Regions from separate parts of the Homo sapiens genome. Here region 2 is linked to region 1. Evidence: chromatin loops called from intact Hi-C (ENCODE). Cell type or tissue: GM12878. All regions are shown on one strand. Each heading gives the region's core, and the rest is flanking DNA. Links, peaks and the distances in the headings are about the cores only.

The links. Hi-C counts contacts between places; a loop is a spot of excess contacts. Peaks named below come from ENCODE experiments on the same cell type or tissue, not always from the same donor. Only the 100,000 strongest peaks of a DNase experiment are listed, where the experiment ranks them.
Region 2: a loop joins it to region 1, with 5 times the contacts of the local background. A loop is called at or near these places in 2 of 110 quality-filtered maps.

The regions. Positions count from the first base shown.
Region 1 is chr7:108,303,255-108,319,894 of GRCh38, forward strand. NRCAM (neuronal cell adhesion molecule) reads right to left here. Exons shown (of 33, transcript NM_001037132.4): 3 at 9,411-9,477. Among named protein-coding and RNA genes, the nearest start is that of NRCAM, 140 kb to the right of the region's middle. RefSeq lists a silencer at 5,691-5,985. In GM12878, for the core only: no CTCF peak of the experiment used is centred there; a DNase peak (open chromatin) is centred at 8,377; H3K4me3 peaks cover 359 bases.
Region 2 is chr7:108,202,478-108,219,117 of GRCh38, forward strand. NRCAM (neuronal cell adhesion molecule) reads right to left here. Exons shown (of 33, transcript NM_001037132.4): 12 at 6,944-7,128; 13 at 5,051-5,182. Among named protein-coding and RNA genes, the nearest start is that of LAMB4, 80 kb to the left of the region's middle. RefSeq lists a silencer at 7,961-8,118 and enhancers at 8,624-9,823, 8,964-9,658, 9,030-9,229, 9,350-9,559. In GM12878, for the core only: no CTCF peak of the experiment used is centred there; DNase peaks (open chromatin) are centred at 9,184 and 9,424; H3K27ac peaks cover 2,208 bases.

The sequences.
Region 1 (16,640 bases), core at 3,992-11,991:
GCTGGCTGTTCAGGTACATTTTCTACTCTGGTCAGTATCACCACCATCTGTCCAGTCTCTAATGGCAGAGATCAGGCCTTGCTCTTCCTCATTCTTCATTCTCAGTTGGCAAATATACTGTGTACCGTCTCCTCTTCAGCCCCTCTGCTAGGACAGTGGCCCAAGCTCTATTGCTTCTTATCATCTCTAGCCTCCTACTGGTTTCCAGCTTCTGATTTCACCAGTACTCCAATCTATTCTACATATAGCTGCTGGGGTGTCTGTTCTGAACTCAGCTCTGACCACGTGACTCCTGTACTCAAAATCTGTAAATGGAATCCCATAATCTATCCCAAATTCCTGGCCACAGATGACCTCTCCAACCTGTCTTCACAGCACCTCCAACTTCTCCACCTTCAATCATATACCAAGGCACTTGGAGTGTATCTACTACATGGCTTCATGTAGGATCTAGTTGGCCTCGGCTCTCCCAGAGCCTGGAATGTCCTTCTCCATGTCTGCCTGGGGGATGTCCACCCATGTTTCATGTTCTTTCTCAAGGATTTTCCTGATGCCACCATGCAGAGTTGCTACATTTACCTTTATATCACTATTACACCTTTACATGTATATGTACACAATACAGATACATAATATATATGTATATTTTCATATTTTTGTACTAATTACACCACATTGCAATTACTGTGCTGTATACACTCCATGTACAGCTTACTTGCTACTGTTTAGGAATATCTGAAGCACAGTAGCTCACTTATGAATGAATGTATAAATGATCATTCATTCATGAAGAAAGGAGGGAAGAAGTGAACACCTCTCCAAAATTACTTTCAATCATTTCTTAGGTCTACTTGCTGCTTTAAACAGGTTTACTTGTTTTCTCTTTTACTATTCAAATACCATGCTTATCTCCCTCCCCACTCAAGACATTGTGATTTTCCCCACTGTAATTTCTACTCTTTTTAATTTTTCTAAACTACTTTTAGAATAATTCTTCCTTAATGATCAGTTAAAGTCCAAACCAGTCATAAACCTTGGTTAGTCTCCCAGTACCTACTGGTCACCACTCTTTTGAACTCCTAGAGCACTTTTGGCCTCTACAACACATTTAACCATCAATAATGCTATTCCATGCTTTTTTTTTTTTGATGTACATATGTGTGTATATGAACAGTCAATTTATACATATACATCTGAATGAGTGTGATTCCCTGAAGAGCAAGAGCTGTATCTGGCTCTTTTTGCATTTTATCACCTCTCTCAGTTCCCTATTTATAACAAGCAATAGATAATGTTTATTAATAAAGATGGCCACCAGACAGGCATTACATGTAGATTCCATAAATTAGTATCTTATTTGTACCAATGAGACCCAAATGACTTCAGAATAAACTGTGATTTATTATCAATAAAATGTTGAGGTTCTAGGTTCAACTATAAACAATGTTCCCAGCACTCATTCAATGATTACTGAACATGCTTCTTATGGGGAACCACATTTGACTCATAACTGAGGGAAATCTGTTTTATAAAAGAAAGGCTTTCCATTATGTACTCTTTGTAACAAGGGTCTTTCCATACCCTAGATATTGGCTCACTTACTGGATCAAGGCAGCTACATTACAAAAAAGAAAATAATTTGGACAGAATCAAGAAGTCTATTATAATGTAGGTATTTGAAATCTACCTCCTTGCTGAACTTGGAGATTGATCTACAGAAGAAAAATCTTAGCATCTAAAGGTCTGTTTTCAGGAAAATAAAAATGTCTATCAATCTACCATAAACCTGTCTGGGTTATCAACAACCATCAATGAGAAGACCCAGGGGAAAATTTAGGGTATGTTTTCCTTAGGGATGACTTCTGGTTTGGGTAGAATATATTTATTTTTCCTACTCCTCTATGGCAAGAAAGTTTTTCAGATACCTTTAAAAATATATCCCAGTCAAATAACTTATTATTTGGCAAATCAAATCGATTTGAAGACTGTTTTTGCATTAAAGAATATCTATAGTTGGATTCTCAGTAAGAGAGAAATGTTACATAATAAAGAAATATTTTATAGGACACTTGGAACGTAGATATATTTTCCAGGTCATTTGAATCATTTAAATATGGTACTTTTGTCTAGTCATATTTGTCAAGATCCTTCTCAGTTTTTTGTTTTTTTGTTTTTTGTTTTTTGCCCCAGGGAACGAAGCCATTTAGGAAACTACATTAACTGCATCTTCTCTGTGCTTTTTGACAAAAGTAAATAAATAGAAATGTGCAGAAGCCATTTCCCCTGTGCTTCTTCTCCGTGTTGGACTGTCCTCTGCCTTCCATTCTCTCCTTTCATAACCTGTTCCTCCTATGGCCTTTCCTTCCCCAAGCTAACAGCTTCTGTCAGCAGCTTTATTCAGTACAGTATCAAAAGCTTTGCAGAAAACCAGATTAATTGTGCTCACTGCTTCTCTTTGTTTACCCCTTCAATTCTTGCAGAATTCAAGGCAAACCAAGAAAATGCATATCTAATTATACATGTATACTCCCTCTTAGATACCTTTTTGGTGCATTTTGCTTTTAAATAGATCGTATAATTAAAAGTTATCTGAAAACTAATACATTTCAAATAAGATTAGTGTTTCCAAATATAGCTTCCAAATCTAACATGTATTAAAATGATTTAAACACATATTCTGTGTACCGCAAGTTCCAAAAGAGAAGTTTATGTATGCAAATGCAAAAGAAATAATTCAATATTTTCCATTTTCCACAAATACTCTCTGTGAGACAGATATAAACAACCATTTAAAATAATAGTGAATTTTGGGGTTAATTATTATTACTGAAATAACAGAAGTTATGTATTCTGTGAACCTCAAAGCAGACCTTTGAATAGTCTTGTCACTAATATGTGTTAAAAGAATAAAGAATCCTCATTGAAGTCTTATTCTTAAAAATATCAAAATGCCATCCTTCACCATTAATTTCATGCCAAGATTTAAGAGCAATAAATATTGTAGACTTTACCACTTCTTTATATAATGGCTTCATACGATAATTTTTTATTATATAAAAATTCCCTCTTATTCAAGATGAATTTGTTTGCTTTGCTTTTACCAATGTTAAAGGTAATTTTTCTGAATAGCACGGATGGTTTCCTCTGTTAAAATACTATAGTGTGAGCCTCAAGGCACAGCAGGCAATGCCATCACCCCAGCACCACTGGGCCATTTCTTCTATGGCTGAACCTTCTCACATCATTTTAAAACATGGCTTTCTAATCCTTTTGGTCTTCTTGCTGAGAATTAAAAGGTTAGAAAGTTTTTAAAGTAGTAGTAGAAGTCTTATGTCTCAAATTACAAGTTACAAATTACAAAAACCTCCCACTTATCTTTTTCAAACCATTAGTTAGGTAGAACCACATCAAGGTAAGTCTTTCTGGAAACATGCTACGAAACAAACATGTTATTTAATGAGAATTCAGAATACAGCAGGAGAAGTCACAACCTGGAATGAAGCAGAGTGGAAACAGAATTACCCTGTCTGGCCTGAAAGGAGTGGGTTTCCAAGTGAGACTCCAAGTGTACCAAGTGTCTAATGGGCAATCCATTTACACATCTCTTCCCATATTATTCAAGTGCAAACTGTACTCCATAAGTATTTTCAGTTTTATTTCTTTACAAAACTTTTGAAAAGAATAAAAATAAATCCCTGGGTGGGATTATGCACAGGACAGAGAGATGCCACTAAGCCATGCCACCAAGCATTTGTGTTTATTAGAAGAGCATTCCTCCTATGAACATCATAGTTTATAGAGTCCCAACTAGATTATAATGTAGACACTTCTGTCAGATGATAATATGTCTGTAAAAAGTCTGCTAGATCTGTATTTTATTCATAAAGGCAATGGTGTGAAATATACACACAAAAGACCCATGTGTAAAAGGGCTCATGTGAGCGAAGCAGCAGCCGGGGAGAAGGCATATCCAACACACCTCAGGTGCAGTGGCGGCTTAAGGAGGCATCCCAGGAACACATTAATCAACACATTCAAGGAATGCATTAATCAACACTGCTATAACGGCTGGCATGCCCATTGTTTCACTGTAGCATGCTAAAGAGCACAGAGCAGCAATGTGAATGTGAATTTCCACCATGCTACAAGAAACAAAACCCTTTTCAGGACTGGCTCCATGCACCATATCCTACTCGACTCTTTCAATAGAAATCATTCTCTCCTGTATTCGTGGTAGTTTATGAACTTGCTTTCTGCAACAGTCAACCAGAAACAAAGAATCTTTACAGACCAGCTAAGTTTGACAATAGCTGTAGAAATGCCTTCTGCAGATATGAAAACTTGAATCCATCCAAGAGATTTTTTTCTTTGCCTTACAAAATGAATGCTGTCATGAAAGGCAAAATAAAAGAAAACAAAGCAAAGCAAAAAAAAAAAAACCCAAGCATCTATTTGTGTATGCAGTCAGTTGTGACAGCAACATACTGCATTACCAGCAGGGGCCTGGTCCTGGCCTCCTGCTCCACACTGGGTTTCATTTTCCTCCTGGGTAGTTCCCTAGATAACCCTCCTGTCAGGATTCGACTCCCTCCAAAAGCAGCCAGGGATGAAATGGCCAGATGCTGGAAGGAAGAGACATGATAAAATACCCGCAGAACCTAGGCACACATGTCTACCTTTGTATAGAGTACCATGTGGACCTGAACACCTGAGGCCTTCCAGTATTCCTGCTGTGTCTCACTTCCAATTGTCCATACTTGGAGTATCTCACCCATTAGGTTATGTTGCACAATTAAAGTTCAATAAATGATGATTCTGGTGATAAGAATGCTGAATACAAAGATCCTAACTCAATGAATAAGGGATGCCATTTATAACTTTCATTTGGAATAAGCTTCCTCTCAGGGTGAGAATTATTTTAATAGAGGTTGTACTTGCTGGGAACAAGAGCCACAGGGCAGTGCCCCTGCCTTTTGGTGGCACTGTTCTGGTCATTTTGGTGAACCTCAAAATTAAAGTCTATGGGTCACGAATCTAGACTTATTTCATCACGAGTTCTGATTCTAATAATCCCAGAAAACAGTTAAGAACTACAAGCCAAAAGTACAGCAAGGAAAAGAAATCAAATCCAGTAAGTATATGCAAGAAGCTATTTGCAAAGGTCACGCATTAGCCCTTTGGTGTATAAATGCTAAGTGCTCTACATTTCATGTACTGGAGTGACTCAGGCAGTTTTTTATTTCCAGTTTCAAACCAGATATTTCTCCCCACTAGGCTACAATGGGAGGAGAGGGGGGAACACATAAAAGTTGCAGGATTCCTTCTACTGACTACTAGCACCAATTATTGCTGCCACAAAAACATAATGCCACTGTTTTCATCATTGTCTCACTATGGCATTATCCTTACCCAGCTATCTCCCAAGAGAAAATGCTGATGTCTTTCTTCAAACACATTTCAACTGCTCTTTCTGAGCCTTCAGAAACAGCTATCAAACTGAGCAGCCCAGAGTGGTGGGAGTGGTGAGAAGGGGGATAAGGTGAGATGTCCAGAGAAAAATGGCTGTGTCCCATAAGAATAATGAGGACAGGATGCAAGAGGCAGAAATGAGATGCCTAATCAATAAAGGCATCTCAATCACGGATGTGAATAAAACTCAGAGATAAATATCAGGAAATGTATAATTTAGCCTCCCTACAGAAATGTTGCACATTGAATTTAATATGCTTCCATCTGACCCCAGGACAGAGAGCACTGCTCAGACTTCATGTGGAAATGGAAAGCTGAGCAGTCGCCTGGGTTGAAAGAACAGAATGTTCTTCACTGCATTGTCATTCAGCTTCCAGGAATGCTGCATTTCAGTGGTAAGTAGTCATTCTGTGAAAAAGTTCATCACGATCACAATAGAGGGACTGTCCAAGTATGCTAATGTTTCAAGAGATGTCACTTAGTTGAAATCTGTGCCTTGCCTTCATGCTATGTCACAATGAAGAGGGAGGAAGTTAATTTGTATAAGAAAAGATTGTTCTAGTTTTCCAGATGACTACATATTGAATCAAACTTTACTGGTATAAAACAATAAAGAGGTAAATATTTTTTACTTGGAGTTAGATCCCTGTCTTGGTTTTTATAAGTTCTAGGCATCCCAGAGTAACTGCTTTATTCATGAGCTTTTAATCTTCAGCTTCATGGGGCAAGTATTCTTTCTGTGGGTGCTGGGTCTTCTTGATTTGACTGGTATCAACTAAACTCAGCCTTAAAATGATCCTGTAGGACAAAATTTTGATAGCTGTCTTTACTGTTAAATTGTATTAAAAATTGGCCAGGCATGGTGGCTCATGCCTGTAATTCCAGTACTTTGTGAGGCCAAGGCAGGCAGATCACTTGAGGCCAGGAGCTCAAGACCAGCCTGGCCAACATGGTGAAACCCTGTCTCTATTAAAAATGCAAAAAGTAGCCAGGCATGTTGGTATGCATCTGTAATTGTAGCTACTCAGGAGGCTGAGGGATGAGAATCACTTGAACCCGGGAGGTGGAGTTTGCAGTGAGCAGAGATCGCGCCATTGCACTGCAACCTGGGTGACAAGTGAGACTCCATCTCAAGAAAGAAATAAATTAAATAAATAAATAGCATTAAAATTGTATAACTATTAGGATTTTGTAATAAAATACAGGTTCACTTTTACAAATCAACTTAATTATAAGATAAAAGTCTTTTTACTCTTACCAGTTTTACTATTATCTATTCAGGATGTAACTACCCTTCTCCTAAGATGTACATATAACTTTAACAACTCGGTATTGTAAAGTCCAAGGGAAAGAACAAATTTCAAGTCATCCACAAAAACAGTCAGTAAATGACTCCAGCACCTTGTCAGGTTATTCTTCATACACAGCTTGCTGCCAAATGGGAACATGCTTTAAGGTGCAGCCTGGGCATTCTTCTTCCTCAGACTCCTTATGGTTACTACTAGGACCAAACTTACACGAATGTGGCCAGCAGAAAACTCATTTTACGAAGTGATTTCAGAGGTATCCTCTCTCCTCACTCTGGTTGATTATCAAAATGCCACCACTAGCAGCCTTGCATTTTAGCTCAAGGTTTTCAATGCAGGTAGAAGACAGATTTCCCAGGGAGAGAATGTACACATTAGGGTTAATGGCAAACGTGAGCAGTTTTTATGTGTGACACTGGATAAGGGCAGACAGAGGGCACTTCCCAAACAGAAGGATGTGGGATGGGCCTGAGAGTTTGCAAACCACAGTCCACAATTCTGGCTGCATGCATTTTTCTGAACATCACAGCATGCCAGTGAATGTGGGAAAAACTACTGAAAACTCTAAGTAGCTACGAAAAAAACTTATTTATTCTAATGTCAGAGGCCAAATACTTGAATAGCCTAGGGACATTCTGAGTATAAGTGTGCTTTAGAATTTTGGGAAGTTTCAGTCAGTCTTTGTGAGGCCAGGGAAACAAATTGGGAAGACTCAGTATTTAGTTTTGACAAGATTCAACCATTCACGAAACCAAAAAATGAGACATTTTAGTGGCTCTCATAGGACCTGACAACTAAAAGCTCTCTTGAGCCAATTAACAAAAGGCTAGCCAGAAAGACCAACAAGAAGTGTGTATTGAGAAAAGAAGAATCGAGCCTTTTCACTTGTTGCTCTAGAAGACAGAGATTTTCAATCGAGTACCCTTCACACGATGGAAGAAAGAAAAAATAATGCATCCAGCCAGAAAAACTCCCTTAGAACTACCTGAGAGTGGGCTAGGAAGTGGGAGAGCACCTGCTGTTGAGCCAAGCGTTTCCACCTTAAAAGGGCACCATGTACTTCCTCACAGTGGCCGCTGTTTTCCCTGCTCACCAGAAAACACCATTTTTACAAATAAACTCCCGCCCTCAGTGTCTTACTACCTTATAGATATCAGACAATATATTATCTACGAAAGAATTTTCCATACCTTACTGCTGATACTAGTATTGTACTGGTAAGCCACCATACTTAATACCATTACTAGTAACTCCTAGTTTCTAACAACTGTAATTTGGTATATGTCCCTGTCAGAATGGATGGTACTTACTATCACATTGCTTTACCTTGCAGGTGTTCTTTATGAAACAAGGACACTTGTAGAGGAGAGGGGTACATAAAAACTATATAAAATAGGTCATTTTGCTTCAACAAAGGGAGCTTTCTCTTAAAAGAGCCATTTGTACAAAATTAAGGCTATTTTGGTGTTGGTCATAATTACCTAACATCAATTTTGCTAGTCTCTGCTAATTTTCACTTTTCAGGGACTGTTCAAGCAGAACAAAATTTGTGCTATTTGATTTACAAAGCAACATTCTTAGTTTCCAGTCTACTAATTTGGGGATTTCTGATGGTATTTTGAAACACTGTAAGAACTAGTCATATGAAGTCAGTTTCAATACAACACAATGGAAGCAAATTCAGCTGAGGCATGAATCATTTCCTTTCAATTACAAAAGGACATCTCAATGGATCAGCCTAAGAATTCTCAGTAACAAGAGACAACATGCTCAAAGGATTTTACTATCTCAAAATCTTGTATACAATCTTCTTTCCTTAACTAAAATCCATGAGTTTATTTGTTAAATGAAATCAACAAGGTAAAGAACTGAATGTCTGAACAATCGTGCTCTCATAATTCCTTAAAAAAGCTATTATTGGTTGAGATACAGTTCTCTGAACTGTGTTCCAGATCTCCAAGTAAGATTATTTTTTCATCAAGTTCAGTACTATAATAGATGGCCTTTCAGAAGGCATCATAGGCCTAACAGGGTCCATTCTAGAGCTGATAATGCTGAATGGCATAAATAAGAATGGGGCGGACAGCGGGGTAGGAAATAAGAAATGGGGAAGGAATTTACAAAGCAGAAATCACATTTCAAAGTAACATTTAAACTTTCAAAGGAGATATTTTTATTCTTTGGACTCCATTGTGAGACAAGAAAAATCACTAATGGATGGTATACCCTCAGGAGACTTTTGATATATTATTGAATCAAAAAGAAAATTATTTTCTTGTAAATGATTCCCTATAATTTTTAATCTTTAGTCCCTTTATAAACATTTTTACTAGCAGTGCTTTGCCTCTGCTCTCTATTTTCTGGGCTTTATGATTCATGATTTACTTAAACAAAAATCTTATTACTATGAAAGGACATGAGGGCTGGTTTACTTCCCTATGTATTTGATCTATCTTCTTTGACATTGGTATGATTAATGTTTTTGCATCTATGTTTCTACTCTCTGTCTTTTATCATACTCTCTGGATTGAAAAGTATTAAATATGGCAATAATATTACATAATCACATTATTTAATATTATAATTCTCATCTTTAACTACGAATTCAAATGTTTTGAGAAGACAAACTCTTACCTTTGAAGAAGCTCTTAAGTTGTTCTTCCTTTTAATTCTTTAAACCAAACGTCTTCTTAGCATTGCTCTGTGGGTTAAAAAATGGGAGAAACGTTAACACGACATTGATTGTCATCAATCACAGCAGAGTGTCAATATATTAACTCCAACTGGCTCTCTTATGGGAAACACAATTAAAGAGAGAGCCCTGCAAGGAAGACAAATCATGACTAGATTTGCCAAAACATATCTCTGCTGGCTTCAATCAAAAGTGACAGCAGAGAAGTGACCAGAACTCTGGTGGACATCCCATTAAAGGATTCCAGCCTAGAGAATCACGTCTGATTCCTCTTTTCAGTTTAGAGGAATAAAGGTGTTTTTGTAATGTATCTATACAGTGTGGATAAAATACTTTGCTATGGGCTTATTATTATTATTATTTAAATTTTTTTATTTGGTAGCATAGAAATTTTTTAGGTTATGTTTGAAAGGCCCCAGGTTTTCAACAAGGGTCATAAAAAGAAGCTGGGAACAACCAAGATTTGAGGAGTGAGTTCCACCTGGGCTGTGACAAAGGCAGAGCAGTGGACAGCTCCCAAGTTCTGCAGTCTCCAACTCTCCTCTCGTCAGCCTCAATGTTTCCTTTGCAAATAGTCCAGCTGAGAATTAGCCAGAGAAAGAGAGGAAGGATGGCGAGTAGAACAATCACAGCTGAGCACATTAAGTTTCATTTTTTAAACAACCAATTCAGTGACACCCAAGGTTTCTAAGGGAGGATTTGTGTCTTTTTGAACTTTGGATTTCTGGAAACAGAAGTCGTACTATCAACCTCTGAAAAACCCTTCAGAGAAGAGAAACAAGTGTCAATTCAGGAACTCTGGACTGCACTCAAATATTAGGACAACTATGAAACACAAAATTATTCCGTTAATAAAAGATGCTTAATAATCTCAGCTGGTTTTGCTTATGTATGTGTTATAAAATATTCCCTGCATTAAGTTGCAAAAAATGTTAATTACATATAAAACCACCCTTAATAGATTTTCATTGCATGTGAAGCAATGATATTTTATCAGGACAAAATATTAATATTGTGGAGGTTTGTGATTTTTCCTTAGAATTGGAACCAATTTTATAGTAATATTGTTTTCACTTTTTAAAAAAAACCCTAGAGTTGTGTAGGAGAGCATCTATAAGAATTTTAAGATATATCTACAATAACAACTCAATTCAGCAAACTTATATTGAGCACTTAATACATATCCGCCAATTCACTGGATAAATCTAAACAAGAAAAAAATAAAATATAAATACTTCATGCTTCCTACCATGAGGGATCTCAGTCCACATGCTGATGGATTCCTAAGTTTTAATAGTTCTCAGCATAATCCAGTTCAGGGCAAAACGCTCTAAAAAGCACAGATATGTAATTTTGCATAACATGGTTCCATGGCATCACGTGGAAAAAACTATTTCATCCTTGCTTATATATATTATTGATAGGGCACTGCTACATTTTTAACCACCTTGTGGTGATGTAAACCCTGAAGGGTTTGCAAAGACCACCAAAAGACTGTATTAATTGTATTACCATGTCAGCAATTATGCCCAACATTTCTAGGAAATGACTTTTTGTTACATTCATTACTCTTGTTTTGACAAATGTGTCAATGGCCTTTCATTACCCCAAAACACATTTAGGTCAAGAGAATAGGGTAATACATCATTGCTAAGGACTATTTTTCCAATAACCAAGTAACAATTTAATTTTTTAACCAAAATGCAATCAACTTACCCTATTAAATAAAATCAGTCCTAAGTCAAAAGGTCAAGATAAGATTTGATGTATTTTTAAAGTAGCCTTCAGAAAAGACAGATAACATCCACGCGAAAAATGTAAGAAACCCAAAGCCCACAGTACACATAACAAATCAATTACAATAATAGTAATTCAATAGCATATAACACTAAAAATTCAAATAATTCTGAAAAGTGAATACTTGCCTTAGCCACTTATGGAAAAATAAAATAATAAACTTCCTGTTTCAGAGTAAATTGCTATGGATTGGGACACATTTTTTTGCTGGACTTTTTTGGCAGAGAAAGAGTTGTTTGGTTTTAAAATGAGAATTCATAACATTCAATGCAACTGAAAATCTGCTATTACAAGCAGTATTAGGTAAAAAGTATCAGCAGGCAAAAACTTGCAAAATCTCATTTGGCTTATACTTTTTAGTTCAACTCTAAAGATATTAGAGATGTTTACTCTTTGATTCTTGTGAGGCTGATTTCTAAAAACTGGCCTCCTTAACAATACAGTAAAGGTTAGATTACATTAAGATATCAAGCCTTTGATTGCCCCCACCCCCCCAACAACCCAGTCAATTCTGTCTACACTCTTCAAAATAAATACAGATGAGAAATAGTTTTCAGAACATCAATTATGAAAACTTTATACGCAAGAATATATTTATATATCTGCACAAGTATGTATTTGTGCAACATGCAAAACTGTTCTGCCTTTTATCACTATAAAATGACAGTAAATTATAAATTTATATTTAATCTTTGGTCTTAACAGAAATTTGACTAGTAGTAAAATCATACTAAGCCCAAACTCTTTTTTTTTCTTAATTTCCTGCCTTTGACATGATCCTTGGACTGAATTTGGGTTCCATTCATACTTAACTGGAGAAAAAAGGATAAAAAAACCACCTTGTTAAAACTGGCATTTATCTTTGGTTTCTCTAGGGTATGCCTGTCATCCAGCCGCTAATTCAGCTTGACAAGGCCAGAAGCCAAAATCATCTTGAAACCCAGTTCTCCCATTACAGCAGCCTATGAAACAAAATACATTCCAAAAAACAGACAGTATGGTCTGAGATAAAGCATGTTCTCCAACTACAGCTCCATCAGATGGCACCCAGAGGGCCCTCCCTCTACCACAACCTAGCTGGCTGGGGTCCTGGGAACACAGGCCCCTAACTTCTGGCCCCAAGTTTAGCACCAAGTTCAGCCTACTCCTGCAAGACTAAACTTGTTGGGACTTGGGACTGACCCCATGTTATACATCTTGTGGAAGTTAGGGTGGGAGCAAGAAGGGATCCATTCGAGCAAGAAACTTGCAGGTGAACCAATGTGGATCATGCTTTACCTTTCAGAGAAATTAACACATTGGTCCTTGAAGACTGAAGACTGATCACTCACAGAAGCATCTGACTGCCTCAAGTGACACTATCATTTGCTACCTTGTAGACTGATGCAAACATCCAATAGTGAGCAAATTACATTGATAGAGGACATGTTGGATATATACCACCTTACTGTCAGCATGCTGGAAATCATGTTGTCATATACATAAATGTAGCCTTCCATGGTACACAGTTGCTATGGTTTGAATGTGCTTCACAAAGTTCATATGTGGGAAACTTAATCACAAATACAACAATGTTCAGAGGTGGGATCTTTAAGAGGTGATTAGGTCATGAGGGGCTTTGCCCTCATGCATGGATTCACGTCAATATTGTGGGAGTAGGTTTGTTCTCACAAGAGTGGATTTGTCATAAAAGTGACTTCTGTTCCCCTCTTCCTCTTGCTTTCATGTACACTCTATCTTGCCCTCTCTCATCCTTCTGTTTTCTGCTACGGGATGATGCAGCAAGAAGGCCCTCACCAGATGCAGGCCTCTTGAACTTGGACTTCTCTGCCTCCAGAACCATGAGCCAAATACATTTATTTTCCTTATAAATTACCTAGTCTATAGTACTCTGTTGCACAAAACAGACTGAGACATTCGTGCTTGGTATACTTCATGGTTTCATAAAAGTACAAATAGAAACCTAAAAGTTCAGGCCGGGCACGGTGGCTCACGCCTGTAATCCCAGCACTTTGGGAGGCCGAAGCAGGCAGATCACGAAGTCAGGAGATCAAGACCATCCTGTCTAACACGGTGAAACCCTGTCTCTACTAAAGAAAAAAAAAATACAAAAAAATTAGCTGGGTGTAGTGGCAGGCATCTGTAGTCCCAGCTACTCAGGAGGTTGAGGCAGAACAATCAATGGTGTGAACCCAGGAGGCAGAGCTTGCAGTGAGCCAAGATCACACCACTGCACTCCAGCCTGGGCAATGGAGCAAGACTCCATCTCAAAAAAAAAAAAAAAGAAACCTAGAAGTTCAGTGTGCAGTCATGGCTAGCTGTCTAACAAAGAGTCATGCCCTCTCTCTGTCATGTAAGACAGACATGGCTGTGGAGAAGAAGTTCCTGTCCAGGGTCTGTATTTCCAGTTCTCCTTGTGTCTAGGTGTGACTGCAAGGTGTAAGAGAGCTAATATGTGTCACTTCTTTGTTCAGATGTTTAAAAAGAAAATGTGTCTTTTCCACGCCTCCTATCTCTCCATTTCTGGCTGTATGTCAATGCCAGTGTAACCTGAAAAGTTGCACAGCATGGCCTTTGTCAGCTTGGGTGAAGAGTAGAGATCCTTCCCTCCAAATTCATGGTCTGCATCACTAACAGTGAACTGTTACATGAGCTGAGAGGGAACTCTAATTGTGTGATGTTTCTAGTTTGGGGGTTTGTTAGAATAGCTAGCTCTGCCCTATCTAATAGAGTTGGCACACTGTGAACATAATAGAAACTTTAAATGAAATATTGTTCTCACTGGTCCTTTTTCTATGTCTATAATCTAGGAAGAAGATTTAATTTTAAAATATAAGTGTATTCAGAGCAGTAGAGCAAAATTGATTAGAGGGTATTAAATAACTCCTTAGTAGAAACAGCTAAAGTAATAGTGTTTACTTCACCTAGGGAAGAAAAAGCTTAAAGGAGTCTAGTTAAACTGTCAATGAATATATGAAGGTTCCAAAAATTTTATATGGCAGATAGTGAGAAACTATTTTTCAAGTTCACTGAACATAAAACAAATACAGAAGGCTCTGTGTGATGGCTATAAACTAATACCGTATCTAAGAAAATGGGGAAGACTGAGGCTGGGTATGGTGGCTCACGCCTGTAATCCTAGCACTTTGGGAGGTTGAGGCAGGTGCATCACTTGAGGTCAGGAGTTCAAGACCAGCCTGGCCAACATGGTGAAAGCCCGTCTCTACTACAAAACAAAAATTAGTTGGACGTGGTGGCGGGCACCTGTAATCCCAGCTCCTAGGGAGGCTGAGGCAGGAGAATCACTTGAACCCAGGAGGCAGAGGTTGCAGTGAGTTGAGATGGCGCCATTGCACTCTAGCCTGGGTGACAGAGGGAGACTCAGTCCCAGAAAAAAAAAAAAAGAAAGAAAGAAAGGAAAGGAAAGGAAAAGGAAAAGGAAAGGGGGAAGATTGAAAATAGAGTTTTTGTGAGAATCTGATTCTGCAGATTTAGGAGGGACCTGGAAATTCACTTTTCCTTTTTTTTTTTTTTTTTTTTTTTTGAGACGGAGTCTCACTCTGTCGCCCAGACTGGAGTGGAGTGGTGGGATCTTGGCTCACCGCAAGCTCTGCCTCCCGGGTTCATGCCATTCTCCTGCCTCAGCCTCCCGAGTAGCTGGGACTATAGGCACCGGCCACCATGCCCGGCTAATTTTTTGCATTTTTAGTAGAGATGGGGTTTCACTGTGTTAGCCAGGATGGTCTCGATCTCCTGACCTTGTGATGTGCCCACTTCAGCCTCCCAAAGTGTTGGGATTACAGGTGTGAGCCCCCGCACCTGGCCAGAAATTCACTTTTCTAATAGGCAGACCCAGGGGGTTCTGGTGCATGTGGTCCCAGGCTACACAATAATCAACATGGTGAAATAATGTCTCTAGGATAATGATGGTTAAACAATGAAATACACAACATTGTGAGGCTGTTAGATTCCCTTTCTCAAAGTAATATCAGGAACGTTCCACAGGGTGGAAAACACACTGTTGACAAACACAGAAGAGCACTTGGAATCTAGGTAAGTAACAAAGGATTCCAATCCTTGAGCAGCTCAGAGTCTCAGGAAAGTGACCATGAGTCTGTGTGTGTATGAGTGCACATGTGTGTGTGGAGAAGGTGGTGATAAGAAGGAGAAAACAAAGATGACCCCTGGTTCTGAATAGAGAAAAGGAGGTTTCATTCACGGGTGAGCAGACGTACTTCAGCGTGGCCCTGGGAATCCCGGTCTCCCCTAGCCATCCTAGCCCTGGAACAGCCTCCAGATGAGGTTGCCACCCACCAAGTTATAGAATGAAACAAATGAAGTCGAGGCATCCAACCCTATTCAGGAAGCAAAAGCAGTTCATGTTTATATATTTTACAAATCAGACTTCTATGTCAAGTGGGAAGAAAGATTCTAAGGCAAATAAAAAATGTTCTATAAATCTACAACTACATGAAGAGTCATTGTTTAATGGGTATTGAGGTTCAATCTGGGATGATGAAAACATTTTCTAAGATGGATATGATAATGGTCACACAACAATATAAATGTACTTAATGCTACTGACCTGTACACTTAAAAACTGTCAAAATCTCAAATTTTGTGCTATATATATTTTACCACAATAAAAAAGGAAAACATGGCTATAAACTTCCTTCCAACTCTGTAAGTTAATAGACATGATATTTGTAGGAAAAAAATTCAACTTATACCCTAAATTCCTCCATTAATACTTTCTGTGTCCTTGAAAAGTTAGGAAAACATTAATTTATTCAACAAATATTTAGTGACCAACTACTATGGCTCAGGCACTGTTCTGGGCACTGAGGATGCAGTAATAAACAGAATAGAAAAAATCCCTGCCCTCATAGAGCATTTACTTATCACCTCGTTATGCAAAACATTTATTAACCGCCTATGATTTGCCAAGTTCTATGCTGAGCATCAGAAATACAATGGTTATAAAGAAGTGAACCTTAGAAAACCAGTCTCTTCTTGGCCTCATGAAGCTTATGGTCAATGGCAGAAGATAGATATTGAACAAATAATCACAGAAATGGATCTAAAAATACCAATTTTGAAAAGTTGTTAAGGCAGGGGTGTGTGGTGCTCCTAGAGTGTGTGGTGATGGGAACCGGCTTTGTCAAGGTCAGACTTTTCTAAGGAAATGATGACTGAGCTGAGGTCCTACAGAGCTGGGGAAGGAAAGATGTGTTACAGTTTTGATACCAATGCACAATTTAATTGGGCACAAAATGAGAAGAAGAAAAGCAGGGGATAAGAGGGACAGGTCTGATGAGGCTGACAAAGCAGACAGAGGCCTGGCCACTTGGAGCCCTGTAGTTCTTTCAGCCTTT
Region 2 (16,640 bases), core at 5,828-13,827, 99 kb before region 1:
TGAGGTTACTGCTCAGGTTTTCTCAGTTAGTCAACTTTGTAAACATTTCCTGGAACGTGAACATTTGGGCATAATGTAGAACACATTTCTGGGAGAAGAGTTAAATTTCCCTCTTCATTTACTTATTCCATCCCTACAAGAGGATGCCACTGAGCCCCTTAGTTTTGTGAAAAGGAAGAAGGGAGGATGCCTTGATGAAATCCCAGGAATATCCTGGACCAGTCCTCCATTCTCCTGGTGCTTATCTTACATTCCTGGCTTTCAACATCTTTCATTGTGAGAAAAATATGTCACAGTGCCAGGAAGAGGTCTTCTGCCCATTCTCATTCTCTTAGTTCTTTTCCCTCCTCATCCCTGAGAGGACAGGGGCCTTTTAACACAATAACGGTGTGATCTTATCCACGTTTCATGCAGAAGAGTCTGACAGACCTAATACAACGCACGCTGGAAACTATCAAGGATCTGCAAGTGTTAGACTCTCCTGCAGAGATAGGAATCACAGTGGCCACAGCCTTGGGCACCACCACCAGAATGGCACAGGCTCTCCAGTGGGGAAGACCAAGAGGAAGAAAAAGGAACTCAAAAACACCCCCCTCAGTGTGGCTTTGAAGTCCTGAAAAGCAACCTCCTAGGGTAGAGCAGGGAAATGCTTTGCCCCATCCTGCCAATAGCAAGTTCATTTTCTTTCTGGTCCTGGGTTCTATTTTCACACCCTCCCATTACACAATAAAATTAAAGCTCTCTTTCAGCACTAGTTCTCTGCAGCTGTGTTCTTTTATCTGACTTCTGTAGATTGTTTTAAAACTATTTTAGGTGGTTTTGGGAAATTTCCACATTTATTTAATACAGCCTGTAATTTTTGCTTCAAGGAAAGCTTTAAGTAATCTGGCCAGTCCTGGGGATGGGGGAAGGGTAAAGCTTTAGGAGACAATGAAATAAAAGCCCAGACACTTTTGGAGTTAATTTTTCCAGTTTTTTTTTTTTAAAACAACAGCTTTCAGGTCTTAAATGCAGTCACAGATCAATAACATTGCATTTTGCTAAAAGAACCCTTCTTACCATTCCCCTCCCTGAACCAGCTTCTCCTTTTACAGTATTTATGTGCACTCGGCAGCCAGAGCCTGCAGAGGCGAAAGGAGACAGTCAGTGTCCTTAGGTGCTCGCCTGCAAGTCAGGAGTGGGGAGGCTGTGTACCTGGCAGTATGGTCCCCTGACTGTATCTCTGTTGTGTGGCACAGGAGACAAACTTCAGGCACCTGGAGGGGACACTGCACAGCCCCTGACAACAGTAGTTCAGAAGCACAGCTGTTTCCTGTGCCTCACCCGCAGCAGCTGGTCCACCTGCAATTTCTGCAGTCTCTTGGATAGAAAGTGCTGTCAGCAAGCCAGCTTGTGCTCCCAGCTCACTTCTGGCGCCTATGCTAGGACCCCATGATGAAGGCAAGGAGTCTTCATTGTGCTAATTCAGCCCTGTCACACATGGTGGCAGACTGTGCCCTCAGTTCCTACCTTCACCTCTCTGCATCTCCCTGTCATCCTTCCCCCGTCTCCCAGCCGTGCTAGATGTGGGGTGCACAAGTCAGCAAACTCCAGATGGGAAGCAAGCACTGGTGCTCCGTTTCCAGGATGGTCCCTAACCCTCAAAGGCAATTCCCTTCAGGGGCCTCTAAATTCATGGGACAATTACCAAGAAGGGGATGAAAAAGAGAGCGGCACAGGGCTCCTTAAATGTCTATTAATGTTTTGGATAGTTTCTGCACCCCCCTCATTCTCTCATTATTTTGGATCAGGGGAGATCAACACACAGTGGGGGCATGCAGGGTTCACTTTGAACTTAGCTGTTGAAGACTTAGCATCCACCCATGTGGCCACTCAGCAGAAGCTGCAGATGGGCCAGCTGCAGAAGGCCAGGGGCAGGGCACAGCTGTACCTTTGCAGGGTCATCGTGCAGAAAGCTGTGCAGAGGCCCCGCTGGCTCATCATCTTTTAGTTATGAGATGTCCAAATGGTAATCCACTTTCAGCTTGGCCACCAGATGTCGAGAAAGACCCCTTCCAGGGAAGCTTCACAGTACCTTGGTATAAACATGCAGCACCTGCTACCAGCACCACGGAGCGGCCTGGTGGTGCCGGGCTCCTTGCTTTGCTGCCACACCATGTGGTATTCCTCTCCCTGCACGTCCACTAGAGTGACTGCTCTGAGGCACACCAGAGGGTGAGCGACCCTGGATCTATAGGAGCTATGGAATTCCAGCCTTGTCTTCTCAGTCTCCTTTTTTCTGTCTCAGGGGGCCTTAAAGAAGACTTTTGGGATGGAAGAGATGAGCTGATCTGATTTGAGACATTTAGTCCTAACTCTTTCTTCTCTACCTACTCAGACAATTTAGGGTTACAAGAGGAACTACTCTTTCTGCTATTACTACTCTGTACCCCCAAAGCAGGCCTTTTATGGTTGATTCTCCCCACAAAAATGTAATTTAAAAGGGGAGTGTTATTATGTTATGAGTGTATTTTCAAAGCTGTTAAGATGACTGGATTTACAAGGTTCCCTCAGAGGCACTGCATACTCTGGTACTATGGTCTGAATATTTGTGTCCCTCCAAAATTCATGTTGAAACCTAACTCCAAGGTTAAGAGGTGGGGTCTCTGGGAGGTGATCAGGAAATGAGGGTTTCCCCCTCATGAATGAGATTGGTGCTGTTCTAAAGGTCTTGAGGGAGCCCGTATGCTCCTTCTACCATGTGAGGACACATAGCAGCATCTGTGAGGAACAGGCCATCACCAGACATGAAATCTGCTGGTTCTTTGATCTTGGACTTTCCAGCCTCCAGAACTGTGAGCAATATATTTCTGTTGTTTATAAATTACCCAGTCTAAGGCATTTTGTTATAGCAGCAGGAATGGACTAAGATGGCTGGTTTGGAAGGACAACAAGCTGAGCAAATCAAGAAGAAAAATCAGCTTCATTATTTAATCCTCCCCTGCTTATGTCATCCACCCACATCTCAATTTTCCTTGCATAGTATTGCACTCTGGCTGCCAAGCTTGAGGGTTTATCCCCTAGCTTCCCCATTTTCCCTGCTGAAGGGCTAGATGGATGGTTCCTTCCACTTGTCAGTTTCACTGAGTCTAGATCTCAGGGACACTTTTAAACTTCCATAAATGGACACAAAAACTCTGAGCTGCAAAACATGGTGCAAAAGTATCAAGCATGTATCATCATTTATTGCCATTTTGTATGCATTCCTGAGAAAATCATACATTGTACCAGCTAATTTTTTGTTGATTTTTTTGTAGAAGCAGGATTTTGCCCTGTTGCCCAGGCTGGTCTCTAACTCCTGTACTCAAGAAATCCGCCCGCCATAGCCTCTGAAAGTGCTGGGATTACAGGCTCACATGAGCCACCATAAAACTTTTTTAGTTCTAGGCTTTCTTCTACTTTTTCCTCTCAGTTTTCACTCATATTCCCCTGAGAGTAGCAAGAGCTTCCTGAAACACAACCACAAAGTACTCTCTGCCATTTCTCTGGATCCTGATCCTGGTTAAAATTGGGAATGGAAATACCCAAACCCTATTTGCTGGCCTCTAGCATCTGTTTTCTCCCAGGAATACACTTCCTTCTACAGTGAAGACAGTCTGCCTGTTTCAAAGTATCTGACAGCTACTGTACTACGAGACACAAGTGAACTTCCAATAAATATTCATGGGGCAGGCTACAACGACTCAGTCACCCTGCAGTTGTCAGACCTTGATGGTAAGAAACAGAGACTTGTGCCACTTTAAATCTGCCAGCAGGTTTTTGGAACCATCTTAGGGGAAGTGTGTGTGTTACTTTGGGAAAGTCAATTCGGCAGACCTTTTGGTTATGTAAATGTAGAACCAATATTGGATTCTGACTTGGAGGCAGTCAAAGCCAATCTGTCCTGTATCATAAGCCTGAGGGCTATCTTTATTGTGAGTAAAGAATACCTTTGCAGGTAATCATGTTATTGACTGGGAGAGTGAACCTAAGGCTGGGTTTGATGCTGAAACTGACTTTCTCTGTCTTGGTGTCTAAGAGGAGGTCTGAACTCCAAGAAGGGGAAAATGTTGAAAGATGCTCCTCTCGGCAGTAGCTGGTGGTGGGTGGGGTAGAGGAAGAGGAGAGTCTAGTGGGTTCTCTGTTCATGGCCATGGCTTAGGAATTAAGGAGCAGTGAGGTGCAACATCCATTTAAAGATTTTTTCTTTGCTATAATTCCCTTGACTCTCCCCAAGCCTTTAGCCAAGTTTTGTAAAGCTGGCCTTTGCTATGATTTAGCAGATTAATGGGAGGGCCTGAAGCCACACGCTGGGAAGCATAGTGGTAGCTTGGAGATATTGGCTAATGAAGTGGAAGGAGTGGAGCATCGGAGCAGGGAGGCTGCTGAACGGGGCAACAAGTATAGCCAGGATGCCCAGGTGCTGCTCAAGGATGATAGCAGCAGCTCTCAGGGAGGGAGCACTAGTCAAAGGTAAAGCATCCTGCATACGATCAGGGTCAGAGGATGTGTTCTTCTTTGGGTATCAAATGGGACGGTGACCTTGGAAGACAGTGAGAACACCTGGGCTATACTTGCTATACTTATGACTGAAAACTCTTTATATTAAGACAGCTGGGTTTCTTATGCTTGTCATATCCATTGGCTCTATGCCGAGTCTCCCCACCTATCTCCTCTAGTGCCTGTGACATTTCTACAAATCACTTGATGTTTTGCACAAAGAAGATCATCTAAACTTTGAAGTGATATTTATTTCTGACCCTGTCATTCTTCCCATTATCCATGTAAAAAGCAGACGAAATATTGCCAAGTACCAGTCATCACATGCCATTATGTTAACAGCATAAACTATTCACATTCATAATAAATATCTAATGGTAATAAAATGCAAAGGTAATTTGGTGCCTGTGTTTAACATACATGTGGCTTCCTTCCTTAACCTGAGTTATTTTTTTATCACCATTTATTCACTGTCGGGATGTATATATGCTCTGAAAATATACTGCAATTAGAACCACTCAAGGCAACTTACTTTCTATTGGGACTCCATTTGTTAACCAGCTAATTCTGGGTTTGGGGTTGCCATTAGCTCTGCAGATCAAGGTCCCATCCTCTCCTGGGGACAGCACAAGATTTTGAGGGGCTGTGATCCAGTATGGAGCCGCTTTATAGGAGGAAGAAAAAAGACCAAAAATCTGAATCAAATAAGCATTTTAGCAAAAGAACATATTGAACTATTTTAATAATACAAGCAAGTACTTCACACTAAATTAGTCTCATTTTTTTTGAGCGAATAGATTTATAAACAATGCTTCAAAGAACACTTAAGATTTTCAAAGAATGTTTAAAGAGACTCACTGACGTATATGTATTATTTCTAGACCTGTTTGATACAAATTTCATTTTCTCATTTTATATTAAAATTAATCAGACATCAAAGAGGTGACAGATTTATCTAAGCATACAGAGAAAATTACATGTACAGGTAGGGCTAAGAAACACAAATTTAAATTCTGGACCAGGCATGGTGGCTCATGCCTGTAATCCCAACACTTTGGGAAGCCAAAGTGGCTGGATCACTTGAGGTCAGGAGTTCGAAACCAGCCTGGCCGACATGGTAAAACCCTGTTGCTATTAAAAATACAAAAAAAAAAAAAAAAATTAGCCAGGTGTGGTGGTGGGCACCTGTAATCCCACCTACTTGGGAGGCTGAGGCAGGAGAATTGCTTGAACCCGGGAGGTGGAGGTTGCAGTGAGCCAAGATAGCCCATTACACTCCAGCCTGGGCAACAGAGCGAGACTCCAACTCAAAATAATAAATAAATAAATAAAATAAATTCTGAGCCCTGTAGAATATATATAATTAGGAAGCAACTTAAAAACATCATTTTTGAAAAGTTGCAAAGGTATTATAGAGCATTTCCATACCTCCTTCCCTCAGCTTCCTCTAATGTTAACATCTTATGTGACCATGGTCTAGTTACCTAACGAAAAGTTAACAATGGTACTTAACTAAACTACACATTCTGTTAGGATTTCCGTTTTTGCATTAATGTCTTGTTTCTGTCCCAGGATCCTGTCCTAGACACCGTATTTACTTGTAACGTCTTTTGCATTTACTTGTCATCATCTCCAATCTGACAATTTCTTGGTCTTTCCTTGTCTTTTGTGACCTTGACACTTTTGAAGAGTACTGGTCAGTTATTTCGTAGACTGTCTTACGGCTTAGGTTTGTCTGATGTTTTCTCATGATTACCCTGAGGTTTTGGGCTTTTGAGAATATCCCAAAGGTAATGAACCCTTCTACTTGTACCATATGGGGGAATATATGATATCAAACATGACTTATTATTATTGACGTTAACATTCATCACTTGGTTAAGACAGTGTCTGCCAGGTTTCTCCACTCCAAAGTTACTATTTCCCTGGATTCCATACTCTGTTCATTAGTGTCCAGCATACACTCAAGAAGAGGGAAAGTAAGCTCCATCTTCTAAAGAAAGGAGTAATAAAGTATTTGTGGACACGCTAAAACTTCCCCAGTAATTAATTTCTGCGGGATAGAAACACTTTGAAGCTATGCAAATATCCTGTTTCTCCTTAAAGTTTCACCCACTAATTTTAGCATTCATTGTTTGATCTTGCCGGCTCTAGTTATTACTGTGGGATTCTAATATTGACTTTTCTATTTCCTTCATTATTCCTATATTCATTAACTGGGATTCTTTTGTGAGGAAGATTTGAACAAGTAAATTTTTAACCTGATTTAGATGCACTACCAATAGCAATGAGAAGAGAGTCAAGGTACCATGAATGTTGACATAACTTTACATTTACCATTACTAAAAATGTAATGAAAACCACATTTAATTAAAGTTTCAGGGTCTCTCATGAAGGCAAGAAGAATGGATTTTAAACAATATACCTTTAACTCTAACAGAAATGGTATGGTGGATGGCTCCTAATGCGTTTTTTGCTATACATTGGTAATTTCCAGAGTCTGCTTCTGAAACATGAATGATCTGCAAGGTTTTCTCAAAGTTCTTATAAACTGTCCTGTTTTTGGGTAGCATTCCATCTTCCTTTGCCCAGTAAATAATTGGGGTAGGCCTGATAGGATAAATAAATAATGATGTTACAAAAAAGGAATCCACCTATGACTACTTTTGAGGATGAATTTTCATGCAACTTTGTAACAAATCTTTATTAAAAAATCATAAGAAATACATAGATATTTTAATTAGCACCACACTTTTATAAATAATGCTCACAGTTTTACGTTTTCACATAATCAGAACTATACTAATTGATGGCACACCATAAACTTCGATGTCAATGATACAGTATGAATGCCAGCATGAGTTGCTTTACTGATGGGGCCTAATTATTTTTTTCAACGTTGTGACTAATAAGGAACTCTTGGAAATTTTTACATGAAGCTACTATGTTAATCAAAAGAATTACTATTATATTAATGATACTGAATTATAATTTTTCATCAGCTGGGATTAAACATGTACAGAGAAAAACTCATAAACATATCTATGACCATAAACCTTTGTATACATTTCCATATCAAATGGAATAATTTTCCTATTTTACAGCAGTCTATCTGATGATGTTAACTAAGTAATAAGGGAAAGAGCTTTTTTTCCTTAGTTTCATTATTAGTGACATTTAAAAATATTATTACACTAATTAAGAATAGATCAAACTTAGGTATTACTCATACCATTTGTCACCCAATGTTTTGTTTTGTTTTTTTTTTTGAGATGGAGTCTTGCTCTGTCACCCAGGCTGGAGTGCAGTGGCACGATCTGAGCTCACTGCAAGCTCCGCCTCCCAGGTTCACGCCATTCTCCTGCCTCAGCCTCCCGAGTAGCTGGGACTACAGGTGCCCGCCACCATGCCTAGCTAATTTTTTGTATTTTTAGTAGAGATGGGGTTTCATTGTTTTAGTCAGTATGGTCTCGATCTCCTGATCTTGTGATCCACCCGCCTCAGCCTCCCAAAGTGCTGGGATTATAGGCGTGAGCCACCGCGCCTGGTCCCAACTGTGTTTTTTATTGTCATGGAATATGGAGACAGATGAAAAGTCAGAATATAGGCTTGGAGTTAGAAGATCTTTAGAATTCCAACCCTGTCCCTGGATTTCTGATCTTTTTGAGGCTTAGTTTCCTTAGTTGCCTTAATAGGGATAATAATGCTTGACTTGAACTAATGACTTTAGAAAGTTTTCATGAAGGTAAAATAAAAATCCATTCAACACAAAAATTTCCTAAGTACTGAACTATACACCAAGCACTGAGCTGTGTGTTGGGAAGATGATGAAGAAAATATGGTCCAGGCCCTCAGGAAGATAACAATATTTGTCAATAGAAATGCAAGTGACTCTGAATAAGAACAGCTCAGCCCAGAAGGGATCATCATGGCAGATGGGAGGCAGAACTACATTGCAGCTCTGATGCGGATGGACAGAGCAGCATGTGGAGGCTTGCATCGTGAATTTTAGCTCCAGAATAACTGCAAGAACAAACCTGCTGAAAGGACTCACAGACTCTCTGAAGGAATTGGACTGCTCCTGCAGGACCCGGGAGATATCCCAAATACTGTGAGTGCCCAAACTGCAGAAGTGAAAAACTGGTTTGTGGGAGAAGTTTCTGACTTTACCTGGAGCTGAGTCAATTTAGAGAGCTGAGTGAAATACAGGGGTAGAGGAAGCAGCAGGAAAGGCCTTGGGAGCTCGCTGGGTCCCCAAGCAGGCCATTCCTGCCTGGCACCACAGAGATCCTTCAGGAGGGCAGCCAGAGGTGTGGGGAAAATGCCACAGGGAGAAGGAAGTCTCCAGCTGAACTTTATAACAATTTGAACCAGACGAGAAACCTCCTGGCCAGAACTCGGGAAAGGGCATGAATCCAGCATGCAGACTCCATAGGCTGGGGAAGAACTAAGCCCTTTTCTTTTGCCGCTGGGAGGTGGATAGTCTGGGGCAAGTTCTCAAGCCCCGCTCACCCACTGCCTGGAAACAGACTTGGGGCTGTTAGGGTAGGCACTGTGGGAGTGAGACTGGCCTTTTGGTTTGCGTGGGAGCTGGGTGAGGCCTGTGACTGCTGGATTTCCCTCGCTTCCCCAACAACCTGCATGACTCAGCAGAGGGACAACTTGCATGACTCAGCAGAGGCAGCCTTAATCCTCCTAGGTACACAACTCCATTGATCTGGGAACCTCACCCCCTCCCCCACAGCAGCCACAGCAAGACCCAAAGAGAGTCTGAGCTCAGACACACCTAGCCCTACCCCCACCTGAGGGGCCTTCTCTACCAACTCTGGTAGCTGAAGACAAAGGGCATATAATCTTGGGAGTTCTAGTGCTCCACTCACCACCAGTTCCTCTCCATACTACCAGAACTGATACTCTCTGGAAAGCACCTGGCAGGAGGCCAACCAGCACAAAAATAGAACATTAAACCACCAAACCTAAGAACCCTCACAGAGTCCATTTCAACCCCCTGCCACCTCCACCAGAACAGGTGCTGGTATCTATGGTGGAGAGGCCGATGGTTCACATCACAGGACTCTGTGCAAACAAACTCCAATAGCAGCCTGGAGATGGGTAGACTTGCCAGGTGGCTAGACCCAGAAGAGAGATAACAATCACTGCAGCTTGGCTCATAGGAAGCCACATCCATAGGAAAACGGGGAGAGTACTACATCAAGGGAAAACCCCATGGGACAAAAGAATCTGAACAACAGACTTCAGCCCTAGACCTTCCCTCTGACAGAATCTACCCAAATGAGAAGGAACCAGAAAACCAACTCTGGTAATATGACTAAACAAGGATTTTTAACACCCACCAAAGAATCACACTAGCTCACCAGCAATGGATCCAAACCAAGAAGAAATCCCTGATTTACCTGAAAAAGAATTCAGAAGGTTAGTTATTAAGCTTATCAGAGAGGCACCAGAGAAAGGCAAAGCCCAATGTAAGGAAATCCAAAAAACAATACAAGAAGCAAAGGGAGAAATAGTCTAGGAAATAGACACTATAAAGAAAAAACAATCAAAACTTCAGGAAACATTGGACACACTTATAGAAATGCAAAATGCTCTGAAAAATCTCAGCAATAGAACTGAACAAGTAGAAGAGAGAAATTAAGAGCTTGAAGACAAAGTCTTTCAATGAACCCAATCCAACAAATACAAAGAGAAAAGAATAGGAAAATATGAACAAAGCCTCCAAGAAGTCTGGGATTATGTTAAATGACCAAACCTAAGAATACTCAGTGTTCCTGAGGAATAAGAGAAATCTAAAAGTTTGGAAAACACATTTGGAGGAATAATCGAGGAAAACTTTTCTGGCCTTGCTAGGGACCTAGACATTCAAATACAGGAAGCACAAAGAACACCTGGAAAACTCATCTCAAAAAGATGTCCAGGCACATTGTCATCAGGTTATCCAAAGTTAAGATGACGGAAATAATCTAAAGAGCTGTGAGACAAAAGCATGAGGTAACCTATAAAGGAACACCTATCAGATTAACAGCAGAGTTCTCAGCAGAAATCCTACAAGCTAGAAGGGATTGGGGCCCTATCTTCAGCCTCCACAAACAAAACAATTATCAGTCAAGAATTTTGTATCCAGCGAAACTAAGCATCATATTTGAAGGAAAGATACAGTCTTTTTCAGACAAACAAATGCTGAGAGAATTTGCCATTACCAAACCACCACTACAAGAACTGCTAAAAGGAGTTCTAAATCTTAAAACAAATCCTGGAAACACATCAAAACAGAACCTCTTTAAAGCATAAATCACACAGGACCTATAAAACAAAAATATAATTCAAAAAGCAAAAACAAAAAATAAAAAACCCAAGGTACACAGGCAACAAATAGCACAATGAATGCAAGGGTATCTCACATCTCAATATTAACATTGAATGTAAATGGCCTGAGTGCTCCACTTAAAAGATACAGAACTGCAGAATGGATAAGAACTCACCACCAACTATCTGCTGCCTTCAGGAGACTCACCTAACACATAAGGACTCACATAAACTTAAAATAAAGGAGTGGAAAAAGTTATTTCATGCAAATGGACACCAAAAGCAAGCAGGGGTAGCTATTTTTGTATCAGACAAAACAAACTTTAAAGCAACAGCAGTTAAAAGAGACAAAGAAGGACATTATATAATGGTAAAAGGCCTTGTCGAACAGGAAAATATCACAATCCTAAACATATATACACCTAACAATGGAGCTCCTAAATTTATAAAACAATTACTAATAGTCCTGAGAGTTTTTAGCATGAAGGGCTGTTGAATTTTGTCGAAGGCCTTTTCTGCATCTATTAAGATGATCATGTGGTTTTTGTCACTGGTTCTCTTTATGTGATAGATTATGTTTATTGATTTGCATATGTTGAACCAGCCTTGCATCCCAGGGATGAAGCCGAATTGATTGTGGTGGATAAGCTTTTTGATGTGCTGCTGGATTCAGTTTGCCAGTATTTTATTGAGGATTTTTGCATCAATGTTCATCAGGGATATTGGCCTGAAATTTTCTACTTTCGTTGTGTCTCTGCCAGGTTTTGGTATCAGGATGATGCTGGCCTCACAAAATGAGTTAGGGAGGATACCCTCTTTTTCTGTTGCTTGGAATAGCTTCAGAAGGAATGGTACCAGCTCCTTTTTGTACCTCTGGTAGAATTTGGCTGTAAATCCATCTGGTCCTGGGCTTTTTTTGGTTGGTAGGCTATTAATTACTGCCTCAATTTCAGAACTTCTTATTGGTCTATTCAGGGATTTGACTTCTTCCTAGTTTAGTCTTGGGAGGGTGAATGTGTCCAGGAATTTATCCATCTCTTCTAGATTTTCTAGTTTATTTGCGTAGAGGTGTTTATAGTATTCTCTATACTCTATATGGTGGTAGTTTGTATTTCTGTGGGATCAGTGGTGATATCCCTTTTATCATTTTTTATTGTGTCTATTTGACTCTTCTCTCTTTCTTCTTTATTAGTCTGGCTAGTGGTCTATTTTGTTAATCTTTTCAAAAAACCAGCTCCTGGATTTATTGATTTTTTGAAGGGTTTTTCATGTCTCTATCGCCTTTAGTTCTGCTCTGATCTTAGTTATTTCTTGTTTTCTGCTAGCTTTTGAATTTGTTTCGGTTGCTTCTCTAGTTCTTTTAATTGTGATGTTAGGGTATCAAATTTAGATCTTTCCCACTTTGTCCTGTAGACATTAGTGTATAAATTTCCCTCTAAACACTGCTTTAGCTGTACATTGTGATCCTGGTACATTGTGTCTTTGTTCTCATTGGTTTCAAAGAACTTATTTATTTCTGCCTTAATTTCGTTATTTACCCAGTAGTCACTCAGGAGCAGGTTGATCAGTTTCCATGTAGTTGTGTGGTTTTGAATGAGTTTCTCAATCCTGAGTTCTAATTTGATTGCAGTGTGGTCTGACAGACTGTTATGATTTCTGTTCTTCTGCATTTGGTGAGGAGTGTTTTACTTCCAATTATGTGGTCAATTTTAGAATAAGTGTGATGTGGTGCTGGAAAGAATGTATATTCTGTTGATTTGGGGTGGAGAGTTCTGTAGATGTCTATCAGGTCTGCTTGGTCCAGAGCTGAGTTCAAGTCCTAAATATCCCTGTTAATTTTCTGTCTCACTGATCTGTCTAATATTGACAGCAGGGTGTTAAAGTGTCCCACTATTTTTTTTTTTTTTTTTTGAGATGGAGTCTTGCTCTGTCACCCAGGCTGGAGTGCAGTGGTGCGATCTCGGCTCACTGCAAGCTCCGCATCCTGGGTTCACGCCATTCTCCTGCCTCAGCCTCCCAAGTAGCTGGGACTACAGGTGCCTGCCACCATGCCTAGCTAATTTTTTGTATTTTTTTTAGTACAGATGGGGTTTCACCATGTTAGCCAGGATGGTCTCGATCTCCTGACCTCATGATCCACCCGCCTCAGCCTCCCAAAGTGCTGGGATTACAAGCATGAGCCACCGCGCCTGGCCATCTCCCACTATTTTTGTGTGGGAGTCTAAGTGTCTTTGTATGTCTCTAAGAACTTGCTTTATGAATCTGGGTGCTTCTGTATTGGCTCCATATATTTTTGGGATAGTTAGCTCTTCTTGTTGCATTGATCCCTTTACCATTATGTAATACCCTTGTCTTTTTTGATCTTTGCTGGTTTAAAGTCTGTTTTATCAGACTACAACTGCAACCCCTGCCTTTTTTTTTTTTTTTTGCTTTTCATTTGCTTGGTAAATATTCCTCCATCCCTTTATTTTGAGCCTATGTGTGTATTTGCACATGAGGCTGGTCTCCTGAATACAGCACACTGATGGGTCTTGATTCGTTATCCAATTTGCCAGCCTGCGTCTTTTAATTTGGGCATTTAGCCCTTTACATTTAAGGTTAATATTGTTATGTGTGAATTTGATCCTGTCATTATGATGCTAGCTGGTTATTCTGCGCGTTAGTTGATGCAGTTTCTTCATAGTGTCGATGGTGTTTACAATTCGTTATGTTTTTGCAGTGGCTGGTTCTGGTTTTTCCTTTCCATATTTAGTGCTTCCTTCAGGAGATCTTGTAAGGCAGGCCTGGTGGTGACAAAACCCCTCAGGATTTGCTTGTCTGTAAAGGATTTTTATTTCTCCTTTACTTACGAAGCTTAGTTTGGCTGGATATGAAATTCTGGGTTGAAAATTCTTTTCTTTAAGAATGTTGAATATTGGCCCCCACTTTCTTCTGGCTTGTAGGGTTTCTGCCAAAAGATCCGCTGTTAGTCTGATGGGCTTTCCTTTGTGGAGAACCCAACCTTTCTCTCTGGTTGTCCTTAACATTTTTTCCTTCATTGCAACCTTGGTGAATCTGATGATTATTTGTCTTGGGGTTGCTCTTCTTGAGGAGTATCTTTGTGGTGTTCTCTGTATTTCCTGAATTTGAATGTTGGCCTCTCTTGCTAGGTTGGGGAAGTTCTCCTGGATAATATCCTGAAAAGTGTTTTCCAACTTGGTTCCATTCTCCCTGTCACTTTCAGGTACACCAATCAAACGTAGGTTTGGTCTTTTCACATAGTCCCATATTTCTTGGAGACTTCATTCATTCTTTTTCATTCTTTTTTCTCTAATCTTGTCTTCACACTTTATTTCATTAAGTTGATCTTCTATCTCTGTTATCCTTTCTTCCACTTGTTTGATTCAGCTATCAATACTTGTGTATGCGTCACGAAGTTCTCGTGCTGTGTTTTTCAGCTCCATCCGGTCATTTATGTTCTTCTCTAAACTGGTTATTCTAATTAGCAATTCCTCTAACCTTTTTTCAAGGTTCTTAGCTTCCTTGCATTGGGTTAGAATAAGCTCCTTTAGCTCAGAGGAGTTTACTATTACCCACCTTCTGAAGCCCACTTCTGTCAATTCGTCAAACTCATTTTCTGTCCAGTTTTGTTCCCTTGCTGGTGAGTAGTTGTGATCCTTTGGAGGAGAAGAGGCATTCTCGTTTTTGGAACTTTCAGACCTTTTGTACTGGTTTTTCCTCATCTTTGTGGATTTATCTACCTTTGGTCTTTGATGTTGGTGACCCCTTCATATGGGTTTTTTGTGTGGACGCCCTTTTTGTTGATGCTGATGCTATTTCTTTCTGTTTGTTAGTTTTTGTTCTAACAGTCAGGGCCCTCTGCTGCAGGTCTGCTGGAGTTTGCTGGAGGTCCACTCCAGACACTGTTTGCTTGGGTATCACCAGCGAAGGCTGCAGAACAGCAAAGGTTGCTGCCTGTTCCCTCCTCTGGATGCTTCATCCCAGAAGGGCACCTGCCAGATGTCAGCCGGAGCTCTCCTGTATGAGGTGTCTGTCGACCCCTGCTGGGAGGTGTCTCCCAGTCAGGAGGCACGGGGGTCAGGGACCCACTTGAGGAGGCAGTCTCTCCCTTAGCAGAGCTCGAGCACTGTGCTGGGAGATCTGCTGCTCTTTTCAGAGCCAGCAGCAGGAATGTTTAAATCTGCTGAAGCTGCGCCCACAGCTGCCCCTTCCCCCAGGTGCTCTGTCCCAGAGAGATGGGACTTTGATCTATAAGCCTTTGACTGGGGCTGCTGCCTTTCTTTCAGTGATGCCCTGCCCAGAGAGGAGGAATCTAGAGAGGCAGTCTGGGTACAGAGGCTTTGCTGAGCTGTGGTAGGCTCTGCCCAGTTCAAACTTCCTGGTGGGTTTGTTTACACTGTGAAGGGAAAACCACCTACCCAAGCCTCAGTAATGGCAGATGCCCATACCCCACCAACTTAGAGCATCCCAGGTCGACTTCAGACTGCAGTGTTGGCAGCCAGAATTTCAAATCAGTGGATCTTAGCTTGCTGGGCTTCATGGGGGTGGGATCCGCTGAGCTAGATCACTTGGCTCCCTGGCTTCAGCTCCCTTTCCAGGGGAGTGAATGGTTCTGTCTCACTGGCGTTCCAGGCACCACTGGGGTATGAAAAAAAACTCCTGCAGCTAGCTCGGTGTCTGCCCAAATGGTCGCCCAGTTTTTTGCTTGAAACCCAGTGCCCTGGTGGTGTAGGCACCCCAGGGAATCTCCTGGTCTGTGGATTGCAAAGACCATGGGCAAAGCATACTATCTGGGCCGGAATGCACTGTTCCTCCTGTTCCTCATGGCACAGTCCCTCACGGCTTCCCTTGGCTGGGGGGGGGGGGGAGTTCCCCGACCCCTTGCACTTCCTGAGTGAGGTGACACCCCCACCCTGCTTCGGCTCGCCCTCTGTGGGCTGCTTCCACTGTCTAACCAGTCCCAATGAGATGAACCAGGTACCTCAGCTGGGAATGCAGAAATCACCCACCTTCTGCATCGATCTTGCTGGGAGCTGCAGATTGGAGCTGCTCCTATTCAGCCATCTTTCTAGCCACCCAGAATACACATTCTATTCAACAGCACATGGAACTTTCTTGAAGATGGACCATATGATAGGCCACAAAATGAGCCTCAATAAATTTAAGAAAATTGAAATTATATCAAGCACTCTCTCAGACCACAGTGGAATAAAAGTGGAAATCAACTCCAAAAGGAACCTTCAAAGCCATGCAAAAACACGGAAATTAAATAACCTGCTCCTGAATGATCATTGGGTAGAAAACGAAATCAAGATGGAAATTAAAAAATTCTTCGAACTGAACGACAATAGTGACACAACCTATCAAAACCTCTGGGATACAGCAGAGGCGGTGCTAAGAGGAAAGTTCATAGCTCTAAACGCCTACATCGAAAAGACTGAAAGGGCACAAACTGACATTCTAAGGTCACACCTCAAGGAACTAGAGAAACAAGAACAAACCAAACCCAAACCCAGCAGAAGAAAGGAGATAAGATCACAGCAGAACTAAATGAAATTGAAACAAACAACAAAAAATACAAAAGATAAATGAAACAAACAGCTGGTTCTTCGAAAAGATAAATACAATTGATAGACCATTAGCAAGATTAACCAAGAAAAGAAGAGAGAAAATCCAAATAACCTCATCAAGAAATGAAAAGGGAGATATTACAACTGACATCACCAAAATACAAAAGCTCACTCAAGGCTGCTATGAACACCCTTACACACATAAACTAGAAAACCTAAAAGAGATGG